Linked DNA regions of Homo sapiens: region 1 is linked to region 2. Evidence: chromatin loops called from intact Hi-C (ENCODE). Cell type or tissue: Calu3. All regions are shown on one strand. Links, peaks and the distances in the headings refer to the core of each region. The heading gives the core; the rest is flanking DNA. Region 1 overlaps DMD (dystrophin). Region 2 overlaps DMD (dystrophin).

Evidence for each region. Peaks named below come from ENCODE experiments on the same cell type or tissue, not always from the same donor. Only the 100,000 strongest peaks of a DNase experiment are listed, where the experiment ranks them.
Region 1: it touches region 2 in a loop (7-fold over the local background); 38 of 110 quality-filtered maps call a loop at or near these places.

What each region holds. Positions count from the first base shown.
Region 1 is chrX:31,653,458-31,662,870 of GRCh38, reverse strand. DMD (dystrophin) reads left to right here. Exons shown (of 79, transcript NM_004006.3): 54 at 4,727-4,881. Among named protein-coding and RNA genes, the nearest start is that of FTHL17, 590 kb to the right of the region's middle. In Calu3, for the core only: CTCF peaks have their summits at 4,049 and 4,276 (motif pointing right); no DNase peak of the experiment used is centred there.
Region 2 is chrX:31,208,578-31,217,990 of GRCh38, reverse strand. DMD (dystrophin) reads left to right here. Exons shown (of 79, transcript NM_004006.3): 65 at 8,292-8,493. Among named protein-coding and RNA genes, the nearest start is that of FTHL17, 140 kb to the right of the region's middle. In Calu3, for the core only: no CTCF peak of the experiment used is centred there; a DNase peak (open chromatin) is centred at 3,870.

The sequences.
Region 1 (9,413 bases), core at 684-8,683, 440 kb before region 2:
AGAACTTTTTGTTCATAAGCATATTAGGATCCTGTTTTACAATTTTCCGAGCAATTGCTTGATTTTGACACTTCAGGACAAGCCGGAGGCATGGTCAGAGCAAGTAACCCCATCCTAGTTTACAGATGACAAAACTGGGACTTACAAGGTTAATGACTTCCTTAAGATCAAACTGCAGAACAATGGACAAGCAAAACTTCCTGGGAAGATGTCCTTTCGTTACTCTGCACTGCCTTTCTTGAAGTTCCTTTGAGACACAGTCATTAAAAATTTAAGTAATAGTTCACCCGGAACAAACATTTATTTTACTTGTAGGTGAATATCACAAAACACATTTTAAAAGGAAATTTAACCAATATTCAACCTTAAAATTTTAATGATAGAGCTATGCACTTGCTTTTATCTTCCAAGTTAAAGGGAGAATTTTAGAGTTGCAGCATTTCTAGACAATGTCCATAAAACAGCGAGCTACTTGCTTTGCATTCAGAAGGGGCTCACACTGTGGGGAATATAGTTTGACTCATTAAAATTAGTAGTAGATGTGCTAGCAGTAGTAATGATGATGATGATGCTGATGCTGATGATGATTAATATTTATTTAATCCTTCGGGCACGCCAGGCACCTTTGTAAATGTTCTCCCTGAATTCTCTAAGTTAACCCACCTAATCATATTTCCACATAAATACTGTTAATATTCCCATTTAGCAAAGGAGGAAACTGAGGCACAGAAAAGATAATTAACTCTCCCATTTGCCACTAAGCGATCACGCCAGGATTCAAACCCAGCAGGCTCATTGTATTGCTCAGGCTTTTAGCTACTCTTTCTCTTCCTCCTCTCTTTTCTACCATGTAGGGTCAATATCACTAAAATAAGTTCTTACACATAAAAGAAATGAGAGAAGACAAACAATTAAAGTAGAAAAAAATACTCAAAATTCTTGAAATTAATTCAGGTTGTCTCATAGTCCACAATCACTTTTTCTACCTAAGATACTGTGAATATATATCAAGCACATAGTGCAGTAGCAGCATAATGGGTTTGAATGTGAAACATTTCTTTCCTGGTTGGGGAAACAATCTTTTGGGGATTTAGCATTTTATATTCTTCATAGAAAACACACACACATACACACACACACACATACACACACACACATATACAAAGGCAATCTTTTTTTATAAGCTAGTGCTCACAGTATTTTAAATTTCTTCACACACCATGATCACCACACAAGCAATTCCCTGTGGTGTACACCATTGTCAATGGAATTCAGAAAGAGAAAAGGGTGTGTGTGAAGTCTGTTGTATTTTTGAATTTACACTCCTTCTGAGGTCTGGAGTTATCCCAGTAGTAAATTTCACAGCAGTAGGCAAAGCTGGTCAAGGTCATGGTTCCTAGTGTGAATGACACTTGGGTAAAACCCAAGGTGGGCGGGCAGAATATTACCGTAGGAGAAAGGGAAAACATTCTGTGTGGGGAATGTCTTTAAGAAGGGAGAAAAAAAAAAAAGGCTACCTTTGAGAACCTTTGTGTTTATATAAGGGCCTGAGCCCCCTCAATGTCAGTCAAGGTCAGTGGGAGTTTTACTTTTTAATCCTACATCCTCACAAAACCTGGGCAGTATTCAGTGAGGGTTAGCACTCAGTCAAGATTTCCTTAGGTATAACAGTCCTAACTTTCGCTGTGAATACAATTTTGCAGAAAAATATATGGCACGCGTATTTCTACCTTTCAAGCATTAAAGTACATCAAAAAGTTCTGGTTTGACGTCAAGCCTCACTCTTTACTACCTTGTTTAGTAGGAAATCTGTCATTTAACTCTAGCTTACTATTTCTTTCAGAGATTTTGGAAAATTCTAGGATATGTTATAATTTATAATTTTAGGCATTTTTATGATCTATTGATTATGTTTTTAGATTCATTGGCACCTTCTGCATTTTATGTTTTTTAATTTTAACAGCTTTATTGAAGTGTAATTGATATACAAAAACTGCATAAAATTATATGGGCTAGAACATGTGCATATACCCATGAAACCATCCAAATGGTATAACCTCTTATATCTAGACTTTTCAAACAGGAACCTATGAGTGATGGGTGGCTTCCAAGGTTATTTAACTTGCTTGAGTAAAATAAATGATTTTAATTATATATTTACTAAAAATTTTGTTTTTATTTTGTATTCCTGAGCTTTTACATATATGCTCTGATACTGGTCCATCATAAGTATTTTATTAACAATTCAGTGTTTTATAAAAGGAATTCATTTGAAAAAAAGGTAACCAAGTTATTGGTCTCAGTTTTGTGGATGTTCATGCTATTAATTAGCAATTTAATAGATGAGAGATAATAAGCTCTTCTTTTAAAATGCAAATAGCACCCTCTGGATACTAAGGGCCAATTACATGTTCTTTCGTATCTTGGAATACATTTCTTTTATCACTTTAGGTTTGGCTTAAGTGAGGAGGAGAAAGAAAGAAGTGGTAATTTTGTACCCTAGGATATTTCTAGAAAAGGCAAGCCTTTGGCAGAAGTTCCCTCAGAAGGGCTTTCAAATAGTGCGAGGATCTGAAAAGTGGAGAATAGAAACTGTAATGCTTGATAAAAGGAGTATGGAAGAAAAGGCAGGCATTCCACGCGGATAAATGTTAATTGTTTTGTAATAGCAGCAACTATGCTCTGTGCCTTTAGACACTGTCCTCTGCTTTCATAGCAAAAGTCAGTGATATTGGCATTAGCTTCTTGATAATAGTTTGGTAATCTGGGTCTATTTGCTATATGCAGTAAATACTATTACTTGGTTTGATTCTAGGATGTTTTAGTTAACTGAGAAATTACATTATATATAGATTGTATATGTTCAATAGGAGTTCACCAAACACGCTGAAATTATGCTAAGAACACTGTTTGATTTTTATTCTGTAAATATCATACTAACGCAAAAGAACAAATATTAAAACAAAAATGATTTTTCTCCTCAGAAGCATTATTTTCAATTTCTTCCATTTCGTGTTCAGCTCATGATTATGTATTCTTAGAGATAAACACAGTGTAGTTAAAAATTGTGTTCTGTTTTTTACACAAGAAAATTGTGCTCTTTTTACAGTGATTACTGTGCACATTTGCTACATATTGGACCATTGGAATGATGTATTATGTTCTTTTAATGTCCCTGCATTAAACATCGACATTGTTTCTCTTTTTTTTTTTTTTTTTTTTTTTTTTTTTCCGAGATGGAGTCTCACTCTGTCGCCCAGGCTGGAGTGCAGTGGCGTGATCTTGGCTCACTGCAACTTCCATCTCCTGGGTTCAAGCAATTCTCTGCCTCAGCCTCCCGAGTAGCTGGGATTACAGGAGCCTACCAGCACACCCGGCTAATTTTTATATTTTTAGTAGAGACGGTGTTTCACCATCTTGGCCAGACTGGTCTTGAACTCCTGACCTCGTGATCCACCCGCCTTGGCCTCCCTAAGTGCTGGGATTACAGGCATGAGCCACCGCACCCGGCCTGTTTCTCATTTTTTTACTGCTTTGGTTAATGAAGATTTTAAGTCATATAGTATATTGATCTTCTTTTGAAGATTTTATCAGGATAAAGTACCAAAAGTGAGATTATTGAGTCAATGGGAATAAGCATTTGTATGTCACTTGGTATCTATTGCCAAATTGTCCTAATAGATAACGGTCCCCAGCAGTAATACGTGAATGTGCTAGTTTTACTGGTCTTTTCAGCTTTGGATTTTATTTTTTGTTAATTTAATTGGTGTCCAATTGTACCTTTTCAATTTAATACTCTATTTTTTATTACTTGAAAGTTAACTTTTTTCTTTTTAAATAAAATCATCCCACTCTTTCTCTTGTTTGAACTACCTGTTCCTATTCCTGTGTCCATTTATCAATGACTTAACCCATCCTATTGAATTTGATATAACTATCTTAACAATTAGTATTATCTTAATGCTTAGAAGCCTCCTCTCTGCACTTGCAGAAATGTTTAATAGAAATTTCAGGTTGATATGCTTCGAGATAAAACCTACCATTAATTGACTTCTTTCTTTGAAATATGTTTCAAGTGATGAGATAGCAAGTTTGAAAACACTGAATTGCCAAAGACAAACAACGAAGAAAATGTAGGTGATTTGGTTTAGTAAGATTCTTATATTTTGACTTTTTTTCTAATTTTAAAGTAAGGTATTCTAAAAGTATTTTGATCCTTCAAAAAATTCGTGACTAGAATAACAGTACTATTCTTTTGTTGTTCAATATTTTCTGTATGCAGGTTTAGTTGAACGCCAGTAGATGGCACTAATTACATAAACAATTCAACAAGTTAATGAAGAGGGAAAGAAATGTATGAGGTTTTTTTCGTTCAAATGTTGTTATATGTCACATATTCAACAATTATATATGAGCTTATTTTTGTAGTTTTTTTCTCTTGTGATAAAAACAATTAAGCCCACTTTATTGCCAATTAATTGCTACTAAGTTGAAATACTTGATACTGGTTATTGCTCAAGATGCTGCATTTGAAAAGTTTGTCCTGAAAGGTGGGTTACCTTATACTGTCATGATTGACTAAATCATATGGTAGGTTAAAAGCAATCTAATATATGTATTCTGACCTGAGGATTCAGAAGCTGTTTACGAAGTATTTTAAGACACTCCAACTAGAGATTTCATAAAAAAAACTGACATTCATTCTCTTTCTCATAAAAATCTATAGCAGTTGGCCAAAGACCTCCGCCAGTGGCAGACAAATGTAGATGTGGCAAATGACTTGGCCCTGAAACTTCTCCGGGATTATTCTGCAGATGATACCAGAAAAGTCCACATGATAACAGAGAATATCAATGCCTCTTGGAGAAGCATTCATAAAAGGTATGAATTACATTATTTCTAAAACTACTGTTGGCTGTAATAATGGGGTGGTGAAACTGGATGGACCATGAGGATTTGTTTTTCCAATCCAGCTAAACTGGAGCTTGGGAGGGTTCAAGACGATAAATACCAACTAAACTCACGGACTTGGCTCAGACTTCTATTTTAAAAACGAGGAACATAAGATCTCATTTGCCCGCTGTCACAAAAGTAGTGACATAACCAAGAGATTAAACAAAAAGCAAAATACTGATTTATAGCTAGAAGAGCCATTTATCAGTCTACTTTGATAACTCTATCCAAAGGAATATCTTTCTATCTCATCATGGCGCACACTGCCTTACCTGTTATCTGATAAATAAGTCACTTTGGGATTCATGATAGAGTTATAGCTGTACATGGTCTCATCCTAGTATCTCACTCCACACACCCAATGGGAAAATTTGTGGAGGGCAATATGACTCGTCACTTCATTTCCCATTATATATGAATGGAAATTAACAGCGCTTATAGACAGTATCTCCTCAAACTAAGCCTTGTATCCTTATTATACCTCTCTTGATCTCTAGTGCTTTTTTCACTAGCATTTATTCCAATCATAAATAAAAATATAAATTATGTAACTAATTGTTAAATATTTGTCCTTTAAATTAATCTAAATGCCATGAGGGCAGAGATTTTGTCTTTCTCATTTGATACATCCCCAGGTCCTGAACCACGTGATATAATAGGGAGCTAGTAAATGTTTTTTGAATGATGACTCCCTTTGCAGAATGTACAATTACCTTGTGCAAGCTGAAAAAATAGCACCTGTACAATATGAGGAAGACCACGGTGAAAAATAATTGAGTTCCAAAATATGACATCAATTACTGAAAAAATAAGCTCGGTGATTTTTAACAAGAAGTAAAAGTCACCACTGGGGCCAAAACAGATTTTGAACTAAGAGTAGGAAGTCTTAGGAGAAATGAGATAATGATATATGGAAATTAAGCGGCCAACTAAATTTTGAAACTGAGCTAGACATTAGAGAGTAAAAACTCCTGTGAAGCTGAATTTAAGCTGGTCACCCTGGGGAATAGAGCAACTCTAATCCTGAATTCCAGACAGTAGGTGTATAGATGGAAAAGACCATGGAAAAGAAGATTCAACCTAAAGTTGGGAAGTTTTAATTGGAGCCCTATGAAAAAGACCCTGGTGGAGAAAGGGCAAACTTGAATATGGAGCTGATATTTGGAAAAATTCTCATAGTAACTACTTTTTCTCAATGGCAAGGCTTGGACTTTCTTCTCAAAATACAGATCTTATATGTGTTCAATTAAACAGGGACAGATTAGGTTCAGGAAGAATTATTCACATGGAATCAATTGGTATCAGAGAGTCAACCATTAGATCTTAGTGGGAAATATCTGCTTCTCAAAGAGAAGTCTTTTGGGGAAAGCAAATTAAAGTCAGAGATTAATTTGATGAGTTTAGGTAATATAAACTAAGGGGCCAAGAAAAAAGCTTGCTCATGGTATGAAACTAGAGCTTGAGGACACTGATCTAGTCTATCTATACTACTCTTTCTGACAGACCCCTCTCTTCATTCTCATGCTCCTTGATGGCCCAAGCCACTCTCTCAGTTTTTTAAAAAATTGTTTTATCAAGGTCTCTGGATTCTTCATGGGAATGACTTCCAGTTTATATTTTTTGGCTTGGTTCCAAAAAGCTATCAGCTAAGGAATGCATATACTTACTTCCCCTATGGGTAAAGTAAATGAGAATTTTAGAAGCCAACTCACATTTTTAGCCTGTACAGAATCTGCAATTCACCAAGCTACTTCTGACTCATGTCTATAAAGTTCTTCCCTGTTCTTTTCTCACTTCACATGTACTCTTTGCAAGAATTCATCCACTTGTGTAGTTTCAGTCTGTTGATGACTACCCATCTATAATTCCAGCTGAGAATGATCTTTTGAGTTTTAGACATGTAGATCCTGCTGCTTTCTTTCGATGTTAATGTCCCACAGGAACTTCACATTGAAGAGGTCCAAAGCTAAACTCATCTTTGCCTTCTTCCAATCTCTTTCTCCAAATGCAACCTACTTCTGTTGTCCTTGTCTTAGTCCTTTTCGTGCTTCCGTAACAAAATACCACAGACTGGGTAATTTATAATGAACAGGGATTTGTTGGCTCATAGTTCTGGAGGCTGCGAAGTCCAAGATCAAGGGGCTGGAATCTGGTAAGGGCCTTCTTGTTGTGTCATGATTCCATGATGGAAGGTGGAAGACCAAAAGAGAGAAAAAATGGGGCCAAACTTGTCCTTATATGAAACTCACTCCCACAATAATGATGCTAATCCGTTCATGAAGGCAGAGCCTTCATGTCCTAATCACCTCTTCAAGGTCACATTTACTACTGTTGCAATGGCAATTAAATTTTACCATAAGTTTGGGAAGGGAAAAACATTAAACCATAGCATTCTGCCCCCTTTTCCCCAAAATTCTTGTTCTTCTCAAAGACAAAATACATTCATTTCATCCCCAAAGCCCCAAAAATCTTATTTCAGCATAAACTCAAAAGTGCAATCTAATATAAATTAGATATGGGTGAGACTCAAGGCACAATTCATCGTGAGGCAAATTCCCTTCCATCTCTGAGCCTGCAAAATCGAATCAAGTTCATCCCCTCACCCCCTACCCTTCCCAGCATCAGGTAACCACCAATCACAGAAAGTTTTACTGATAGTCCTGCTCTAGATCATCTTTGTCTATGTTCACTTTAGCTATTTATCCTAGTGTTCCATTATTGGAATACTAAGCATGTGGGAATTATTTATATTCTACTGTTCAAGGTCCTCACCAAGGTCTGATTGCAAAAATTCAAAAAATTGCAACCTTAGGCATAAATGGGTTAAGCAGTTTAGGGTACATTTATAATAATTATTTACTGTGCTACTTCAAAAATCTTATTGCCTCTATTTATAAATAAAAAGTGTTGTCTCTACACAGTGGCTTGTTGTAATGCATTTACTTGTTTCTGCCTGATTTTTTCTATTTATACATTTTCTTTTTTATTTTTATTTTTATTTTTTCACTTTTAAGTTCAGGGGTACATGTGCAGGTTTGTTACATAGGTAAACTTGTGTCATGGGGGTCTGTTGTACAGATTATTTCATCACCTAGGTATTAATCCTGGTACCCGTTAGTTGACTTTCCTGATCCTCTCGCTCCTCCCACCCTCCACACTCTAATAGTCCCTAGCATGTGTTGTTCCCCTCTACGTGTCCATGTGTTCTCATCATTTAGCTCCCACTTATAAATGAGAACATGGGGTATTTGGTTTTTTGTTCCTGTATTAGTTTGATAAGGACAATGGCCTCCAGATCCATCTATGTCCCTGCAAAGGACATGATCTCATTCTTTTTTTATGGCTACGTAGTATTCCATGGTATTTGTGTTGGTCTCAAAAACTACAACTATGACAGGATGGCATTTTCACTTTTGTTGTTATATTAAACTCATCTTAAAAAGGAAAGATTAATAATGTCAATATTTGGGTTATGGAGAAAAAGTATCTCATATCTTTGAAAAAGTTCTGTAACTATAGCTTTTTAGGTAGGAGGGATTCTGTGGAAAGTTTTCTGATTACATCATTTCTCACAGTTCAGGTTAGACACCATTTTACTATGAAACACTAATGCATTGCCTGCACTGAGACTTTCAGTCACATGGAGAAACCTAGGCAAAATTTTTGTACACTTGGAAGAATATTTAAATTAGTAATAAAATCTTTAGTTTTAAACTGTTGAATGTTAAATAAGATATAAAATGTACTTGAAAGAAATTTGCTTTGATATCAGACACTGCCATGTTGCAGTTTCAAGACATAATAAAAAAGTAAACTAATGTTTATATTTTGCTGTTTAAGTTTATTAATACATCAGATGAGTCTTCAAATTCTACAGTGGCTTTTGATATGATCATTTTTACTTGCCATTTTATATAGAATAAATATAAATAGGCATTTATGCTTAAAAGGAACTAATCTATCTATGGAAAAAAGAGAAGGCTGCTTCTCAACTAAATTGTACAGTTTAGAAACCCAGATCTGAACATAGATTATTGTTGTGACCTATGTAGGAAAATATGTTGTTTTCCTTATCGTAGTCCTTACAGAGTCCATGATAACATATAAAGCCAGAAATGTGAGCCTCTGCAAGTTCATTTCTTTGTCTTCAATCTCTGTGAATAGATATGAGTTTGTGAATAAGATAATATTAGATGTGATATTACAAATTATTGTGAGAAGCCTCTAAGGATTAGATTTCAAGGACTGCCATCTGGCTGATGACTTTATGATGACACTGTCATGAGATTTCATTTCCTTATTTCTGTTCCAGGATCACTCTTTAAACAAGAAATAAGCATTAACTCTGAATTGTCTGCTTGTAGCTGTATGAGGGCTTCCACAACTGCCAACTAGCCAGGTACAAACTCATCAAGCAGAGGAGATGGTCCTTGCATCAGAGGGTTAAACATGCCTAGAAG
Region 2 (9,413 bases), core at 425-8,424:
ATAAAGGTAAGCTCCGAATGTAGAATAATTTCTTTAAATTTTCACTTTTAAATCAATTTGAAATTCTCTGCATTTCCTTTCTGAGCATGGCTTTTCTAATATGTGAAAAAGATTCAAGTATGCCAAAATTAAGGTGTATGTATCTAAATTAAGTATTGAATTCTCATTAATGCTAGGAGGGTGCCATATATAGTAAAACTATAGAATGAAGAGTTCACCCCATCCTTTTATTGAACATATGTGTGGTCACATTACTTACTTTCAATATATGATTTAAGAATTTTCTCCTAATTTTATATTTGCTTAGATTTAGCTTCCAGGCTTTTGTCATTTCTAAGCCTGCAAAGCCATGATAAAGAGCTATTGTCTGCGGTACAGGCAAATAAAACTTGCCCTGGCTAGCTTTCCCTACCAAAGGCCACTTCTACCAACTCTAACTTTAAGGAAAATTAATGATGTTATCTCAGTGATTTCCTGGTGCCAGTGAAGAGTTTGAATTACAGATGCCTTGGAAATATGCACTTCCACCTCTATTAAGCACTTGATCTTATTTTTTTTTCACTTCCCTATCAATGTTTCCGTATTGCAGAAAGCCAAATAACCCAATTGTATCCACTATAGAGAATTCACTATTTAAGTGGAGAGCATCACCGTTGGCCTATAATGTCCCCAGTTTGTAATCAGTTAAGTGTTGCATGACTCCTTACTGCCTCTCAACACATTGGAAATGAAAATGAAACTTGGTAGAAAAGCAGGAACAAAGATAAAATCTTGGTAAGAAGGATTTATAAACTGTTTCATATAGCTGATACTCCATTGAAAGTTATGAAGAAGGTAATTTAAGCATTTTCTTTCTCCCTTTGTAGTTCTGATGACATTCTACAGGTGTGAGGCTTCTAAAATTAAAAAGCCAACTTGTAAGAGCAGAAATAAAAACGCACTTAACAAAGCAAGTGTATTTAGTTTATTAATAATGTGTGGTGGGTTGGAGAGAGCCCAAACCATAGGGCTAAATATACTGCAGTTGATAAGTGTGACAAATATTCTGCAAACAGTAAGAAATAGAGAACATTTTGCCTCTATTCAGCAACTAAAGCACACATTATAGAGATTTGGTACAGGCTGGAGTTGTGTGAATAGTCACAGTTTCTGGACTCGCCCTCACCATGACAAACCAGGTGAAAAATGCACCGCCTTCTCTGTAAATGCACCTCACCTTTTGATGGTGCGCTAAGGGTGACATTAGATAGGCTTCAGTTGCTAAAGAAGACTCTCAGGACCCACAATAACATGGCTTACAAATCCGCGCTCTATTGCCAGAAAAGGCTACATTACAAGAGCATTACTGTCAGGATATGGATCCACAGCCACAGGCTGCCTCCACAGCAAGGGGGTCTCGAGAGGCCAGTGTAATTATTTTGCCACTGTCCTACAAAAATCTACTTTTTCTATATACCATGTATTATTTTTCACATAGGTTAGAGGCCATGTCTCTGTTAGTTCTGAGTTTAAGACGTCTTGAGGACATGGCCAAACTAATTTTCTCAGTTTATATGGTTTGACAGATATTAGTGCCCAAGAGAGGTCTCATAACATGACCCATCTATCTCCCAGGGGAAATACTGTAATCTTGTTTAGCTGTTACCCACTAGGGAAAGAATGGTTTTCTCTCAGTCAGATGCTAAAGAGATTAAAGAACACCTCGTAGGTTCCGTTTTCTAGTAATTATTGGTTCCATTCTCCAGCTATCAACCTTGGCAGCTTGCCATCCCTATCCTTCCTCCTGGAATTGGATGCCCTTGAAGTGCGCTTCTTGCACTAGGAAGTCTTTCTCGTCAGTTTATCATTTCTCATTCAAAGCAAATTCTACCTGGCCAGGTATCTCTAGCCCAGTTCCTAATTCTCCTAATAGAAGTTTCTTTTATTTCAAGTGGATTCATGCCCCTTGGCCCACCAGACATGTTGCCATTGAGAAATAGCAGCTTTAATGGGAAATACACATGAGACACAAAAATGTGACTAGGCTAAAATCATATGAATAGTAGTCACTCCTAAAAGGACTTTGGTTTGGGTATGTCACAGAAATTTCTGTAGCCATCCATATCCAATTTCTAGCTTTTCAGTCTCAGGAAAGTAGGCCCACCAAATTCAACTTAAATATCTGTCACTGATTCAAGCTGTCCCAATTGTCCCTCCACCCACTAATGGCTTTCCACACGGAGTAATGGGGCAAATAGCTATTTTTTTAAACACATAATGTTATGACAGATGAAACATACAGCACGTAAGCCTTCTATCACATGCCCAATACCTTTGTTAAACCTTCATCATCACAATTGATGGCCACACAGTGTTTATTGAGATTGTTATAAATCATTGTTCTTCAGATTTGACTGGGTAAATATTCCCTCAGGTTATTTCCTGACACAGCTGATTAATAACAGATATGTCCTGTGAAAGAAGAACCAAAAGACATTAACGAATACTAACCAAAAGCCACATTAATATTGCTCCATGGTGTTGTAGTCGCAGTTAGAACGCCCATCTCGTCATCCAGTGTGTTGGATAGGTTGGCTGACTCTCCCACTCACATCTTGGCTCTTTCAAGGAGGAGGAGGTTTTAGCAGAGTCCCCCACCCCAAGAGGCATCTGAGTCTAAGCCAAGGGAGCATATTATTCTCTTATTTTAAACCTCTCCGTAGGCAGCAACATTATATTAGGTTTTCCCTTTAAAAAAAAAAAAAAGTATCGGCTGGGCTCGGTGGCTCACGCCTGTAATCCCAGCACTTCGGGAGGCCGAGGCAGGCAGATCACGAGGTCAGGAGTTCGAGGCCATCCTGGCTAACACGGTGAAACCCCATCTCTACTAAAAATACAAAAAATTAGCCAGGCGTGATGGCGAGCGACTGTAGTCCCAGCTACTCGGGAGTCTGAGGCAGGAGAATGGCGTGAACCTGGGAGGCGGAGCTTGCAGCGAGCCGAGATCGCGCCACTGTCCTCCAGCCTGGGTGACAGAGCAAGACTCGGTCTCAAAAAAAAAAAAAAAAAAAAAAGAAAAAAGAAATAAAAAAGTATCTTTGGTGGTTTCCTTCCCCTTGCAACAATCTCACCTTTTTCCTTTTATCATTAATTTTAAGCCAAACCTCTTCCCCAGCTACACACACACACCACACAATGCAGACAGTCCCCAACTTGTGAAGTTTCAACTTAACAATTTTTTGATTTCACAGTGATGCAAAGTGATATGCATTCAATAGAAACTCTACTTCTAGATTTGAATTTTGATCTTTTCCAAGGCTAGTAATATGCGGTATGATACTCTCTCCCCTTGCTGGGCAGCAGCACTGAACCTCAGCTCCCAGTCAGCCACAAGATCATGAGGCTAAACAACTGACACTTTACTGTGTAAGGTGTTGCTAGACAGTTTTGCCCAACTGTAGGCCGATGTAAGTGTTGGGAGCACATTGAAGGTAGGCTAGGCTAAGCTGTGAGTTTCAGTTAGTTAGGTGTATTAAATGCATTTGTGACTTAAGATATTTTCAACCTATGATGGGGTTGTGTGATAGCTTCAATTAGGCAAGGCACAAGGAAGGAGTAATCCATTCCATTGATCCTTGTGGAATGCTTGTGCTTAAGTACCAACTAATAGCCATAGTATCTTATTTTGGAATATTACCAGCCTTTGAAACTCTTAATTGTAGCCCCAGTTCAGGGACTACTAGGTCTGGCATCAAAAAAGAAACCTGTAGTGACATAGGGAATACCTGTAAGTGCCCCACTTGAATTATCTTTTTAATTGTAACTGGTCTCACAGGTGTAGCCCATTTCTCAAAAATGATAGTTGCTTCAGCTTTTTGGTTGGGACTCCACCTGCAGGCCAGAGAGGGTGAAGCCCAGTGGAAAGAAATTCTGAACTTAACATTAGCTTTTGGATTTTTTTTTAGCAGCCTTGCCATCAGTTTGCAATTGCCTCCTAATCCATTTTGTTAGCTCCTTAGGTTCAAGTTCTCTCACTTCCAGATTCCACTAGAAAGTTACACCATCAGTAACCAATTTCAAAGCCTGTGTTACTTTTCAACCAAGCGTAGCTTGTTGAGCAACTTCAAAGGTTCTTTTTCATCCCTTTTATCAGAATCTTCTTTTTTTCTTTCTAAATAATGCCTCAGTCATACTTTTAGCTAAGAATGAGTTGGAGGTGTTCTAAACAATCTTGCTTCTGACACTCACTGCCCTGACAGTGGAAGTTAAACAGGGTTCAATTGCTAAAGAGGACTCACAGGAACCAAATGACAGTGCTTACGAATCTAGAGTTCCTTGCAGAAAAAGGATGCAATATACCCACAACATTAAAACAAGAATAAGTGTCACAGCCACAGCCTGCCTCACAGCATAGGGTCCAGAGAGGACAGGTGCAAGCTATAATTGCCCTCTGTCTGCAAGAGCCACACCACGATGCATTTTCTCTCTTGGAACAAGAGCTACTGATGTGAGCACAGAACACCTTGGAAACCAGGGAGCACAAATTGGAGTTTCAGCCAGGGTTTCTTATATCCCGTGGGTAACCTAGGCATACTGTTCCTATGTAACCAGCCTCAAACTCAGTGGCTTCCGTTGGTCTGACTGTGCCCGGGTAAAAATGGTCAATGTTACTGTTAGCAATAAACAATGGTGATAACCTGCAACCCATGGCTACACTTCAACACAGTAAGTCACTTTGAAAAGCAAGTGCTTTGACCAGGGCTCTGCACTGTGTAGATATTTTAGCAAGTCATCTCGTGCCAACTCCAGCCTCTCTGGAATTAACCCTTACTGCACAGACAACTACATCAAAGTGCATTGACTTTCTTGAAGTGCAAAGATTTGCTTGGGAGGTCCCTCAGCCATAAGTGTAAGTTGCCTGTAGAGTGGCATGCCTGGGCAAGAAAAATCAGCAAACATACAGCAGTTCTTCCACCATTACTCACCTCTTTCTGTTTCTGTGCTAATTAGATCACAGAATTATTTATACATCAACATAGAATATACAGATTGACCTATAGGATGAACTTGGGGTTATATGGGCACCATGAGACTTTTTTTTTCTCCACTAACCAACTTTTTGGTGCTTCTGTTTTATCCTACTGTTGTCATTAGCATGGAATGCAGAATGGTTTTCCTGTTCTGTAAAGTCAGTAAGGACACCTTCTGCCACCCACTTTTCCCCCTTACAATATGTACCTCCATGAGAAATCAGAAAACCTAGATATCCTGCCATAACACCCAGAGTGAGTCTCCATATCTCTGGTCTCAGTTGTCTCAACTGCAAAATGATTTTAAAGCAACCTTCTGGCTCTAAGAGTCTATCACTCTGTAAAAGACAAAAAAAATCTGTCTTACATAGGAAGGAATAGCAAGAGTTAGCTACTGTGGCATACATAGAAAGGAAAAGAATGAGCTTTTGAAGCTAGAAGGTTGAGAAGATGATTAGGCACAACCAGAGCCTCAGGAACCATTAGTGGGATCCCTGTGTTGAAGTCCTGCCTGCTCGCCGCCCCCCAACCGCCACTGTCTGCTTTTCCTGCACAGCAAAGAGGATCCTGGAGAGTCAGCCATTTCTTTTATCCTGTCCCCACCCTCTCTCACCCCCACAGCCCTCATGCATAGGGTACCACCACATGGTCCCTGTTCTTCAATGGCTTCAAAGCCTATAGCATCCTCTACTGTAAACATAATTTAGAAAGTGAAGATGTATTAGAATACTTGGGTTTTTATGTAGCTTTAAAGATATATCTACTAGTGAATACACACAAACACACACACACACACACACACATACACACACACATATATATATATATATATATAATATATTTAATGGAAATTCCTAGCTTAAGGAAACAATGGTTTCACACAACTGTATCTGCTGGTTGCTTATTGAGGGTCCTAGAAAGAGCTAATCATTACATTTAATGTTTCATCAAAAAGTCTAGGTGTGTTCTCTAAGATGCTCATTTTGAAAAGCATATGCATGGCAATTAAATTGTCCCTATTGATATTCTCACCTCCTTTTCGGGTCCATAGCATGGATTGTGTATACCTAAATGGAAATTTTTTCAAAATAGCTCCATGAAAGTTGAATTCTGTTTGACATGTTTGTTTAGGGAAATGTGCTCTTCAGTCTTCTGTGATGGATTGTTCTTGTGTTTAACCACATCCAGTTTTAGCAGAGCACACTGCACAGTATTTCTCTCCTAACTGTGTCATCTTCTGCTCCTGTAATTTCAGAGCAATTGCTTTGCTCCCCTCTGGAGCTATTTCTACTCAACATTTGCTGTTCTATGTGTTACCCATTCACCTGTACAGAGATAAGAGCAGGCCCCATAAAATGAAATGCATGCAGTTTTTCTCTGTTCATTTCCATCACACGGCTAAATAAGACTCTTAATACAAAAGTGATTCGAAAAATTTTCACTAGTTACTTCTTAAATGCCTGGATCAGAGGCAAAATATTTATGATGACTAAAGCAGAGTAACAAAAAAGAAAATAATTGAAAAACTTCAAACCACCCATAGCTTCCTTCAGTATATAAGGAAACATGTTGGGAATATTGGTGTTTGGAAGAAATCCATTCCTCTCTTCCAGTAATGGAGCTGGCATACCGTGTTTCTAAGTGTTCCTACTACGTGCACTTGAGTATGTGCCCTCTGAGGAAAACAAGCACACAGAAGAGAGAGAGAAGAAAAGTTTGAGTCTTTTGTCTCTGGACCTCGCTCCAGCCTCCCACGCAGTCTTCTTTCAGCCATTCCCTCCTCACGTCCTCCCGTCCTCCTGCCTCCTTGCATTGCTTTTTAAAATTCTTTATTATTTTTCTCACTTGATTCTTCAGATAAGTCTCCCAAGTTATCTTCCTTCCTCCCACTTTAAAGAAAGTCTCAGCTTCCATGAAAAGGGTCATTTCTCTATCTTTAGAGTATTTCAGAGCAAAAACAGAGGGGCCTTCCCTTCCAAGGGAGGAGTGCAGACTCCTGCTTCCACCACCATGTCTGTTTCATGCTTCTGGGGAAACTCCAGGATTTTCTGTTTTCCTTTTTTTAAAAGAGAAAAATGTGTGCGCAATATAGGTGGAAAAGTATTTTTGCACAAACCTACATAGGTATTAACCACTATTTTTGTTTTTTTCTTAATATTTAATTAGAACTGGCCATGAATAACTTGTAAAATATACTAAAGCCTTAAGTTTGCATTTCTTTATTACTGGGAAAGGTGTTTACTGAGCGGGATTTACCTCTATTTATGTGAACTACATTTATAATTGAATTGCCCCTTCCCCCTAGATGCATGAGAGATTTACTTAATTAGCATTGATTCCTTGCCTCAAAGGACTGAGAATTCCAACCAGAGCTTAGGTGTATAAGGTAGTATAAAAGCAATGTTGTTGTGTTTCTAGTTTGGCTAATAAATTGGCTTTAGAGAAATGCATCTTTTCATGACACTTGGGAATAAAGCTTGTGATTTGCTGATGTTGGACAAGGTTGAAGTTTCACTTTTGTTAAATTTTTGTCCCCAGCATAAGATTAAACACCTCCTCAGATCAAGGGAATTTTCCTCCCTCAGCCTTATAAAGTTGTTAGAGGACTTAGAAAGAATATTATGAAATACAATTTGAAGGTGAAAGGAGAAATAAGCGAGCCTCAGGTCTGAAAACTGGATAGATTATGCAATTACTTTAGTTTGCCTATAGAAAATTTTAGTGGAGAGTATTTTTTTCACCTAATATTAGGGTAGCAGAGAGATGCTGAGGTGACTGATATTTCAAGGAGAAAAGCGCTTAATGATTATAAATGCATAGCTAGAAATAGAGTTTACACAACCTTAGCCATACAGATTAATCTAACAGATCTTCTCTAATGCTAATACAAGAAAGTATCATCGGATCTCTTTAAAAATTTCTGCTAAAACATTTTTTTTTTCTTATTCAGGTGACAATTGACTCTGTTTATGTAGAACAGGCTAGGTCCCCTTAACTCTCAGATATTCCCCAGTAATCCAAGGATGGGAATTATATCTTTGCCCATATCTTCACCCAATGCCAGTGAGATTTAAGAACAACTTCAGATCCTGAATACTGATCAAACTCATCAACTTAGAGTCGAGGCATAAAAATAAAACACCTTTCAAAGAGAGTGTGGTTCACGTTTGGTGTTTATTAAAGGGTATGAGAGAGTCCTAGCTAGGATTCTCAGAGGAAAAAGGACACTGAAAGGAAGGTTTTACTCTTTGAGTCATTTGTGATTTTATTTGTTTTTTGCAGTGGATCTCTTGAGCCTGTCAGCTGCATGTGATGCCTTGGACCAGCACAACCTCAAGCAAAATGACCAGCCCATGGATATCCTGCAGATTATTAATTGTTTGACCACTATTTATGACCGCCTGGAGCAAGAGCACAACAATTTGGTCAACGTCCCTCTCTGCGTGGATATGTGTCTGAACTGGCTGCTGAATGTTTATGATACGTACGTATGGCATGTTTTTATTTCCCGGGCTCTGTCACAGGAGGCTTAGCGTACAGAATGGTGAAGTGTAATTAGCATTACAACAGGGCCCTGGAAGCTGTGGACCTAATGCTCTTCCTGTGATAAATCATTTTTGCATTTATGACTTGAAAAATATTTTGATAAGCTAGGAGTTAAGAGCCAGAATGTAGATTGCTCTCAGATTAGAAAACAAACAAAACCCTGAGACACTCATTTTGCAAATAGTGGAATGAGTCGACATATAGCCTTTGGTTCTTTCCCTTTCTCGCCCATGGATTTTGGAATTCTTCCATGCACTTCAGGGGTGGCTTCCTCTCACTGGCGGCCATGGCTGTGCTCCTGGAGATACTGGCACACCTGTCTCCAGATCAGAATGGTCTTAGCTGATACTTAGGACACTTTTGCAGAAGATTATGAATTGATAGGCCAAACAAAATGAAAACAAGCCCTTAATACAGCAAACTTAGCTTCTCAAACTGAGAACATTTTTCGTTTTCTTTTGTTTTTTAATAAGATTTTATGAAGTTTCAGTTTGGCGCCTCCATTCATCACTCTCTCTTAGAGAACAATTGTTTGTTTTGGATTGCACACAAGGGAGATATCCCCAGTTCTGATTTTTTTTTTTCTTGAGCTTAATGAAGACAATTGAAGAAGGGAGCAGAAGGAATTGGTCTTAATTTTGCCTAAATTCTTCTTAGATCTCAAAATTATTACATGCCTCATTTCACCAATCAAGAACATACTCCCATTTGGAAATCTGGGAAGGTTTTCTGAAAAGAGTTGCAAAACAACTGTTTTGCCTTTTACCTTTGTTGTAGACTTCTACTACCTTTTGAACTAAAATTTATACCTTTTTTTCTTTCTTATTTTGATAAGGTATTGCTTTTTAAAATTTCAGG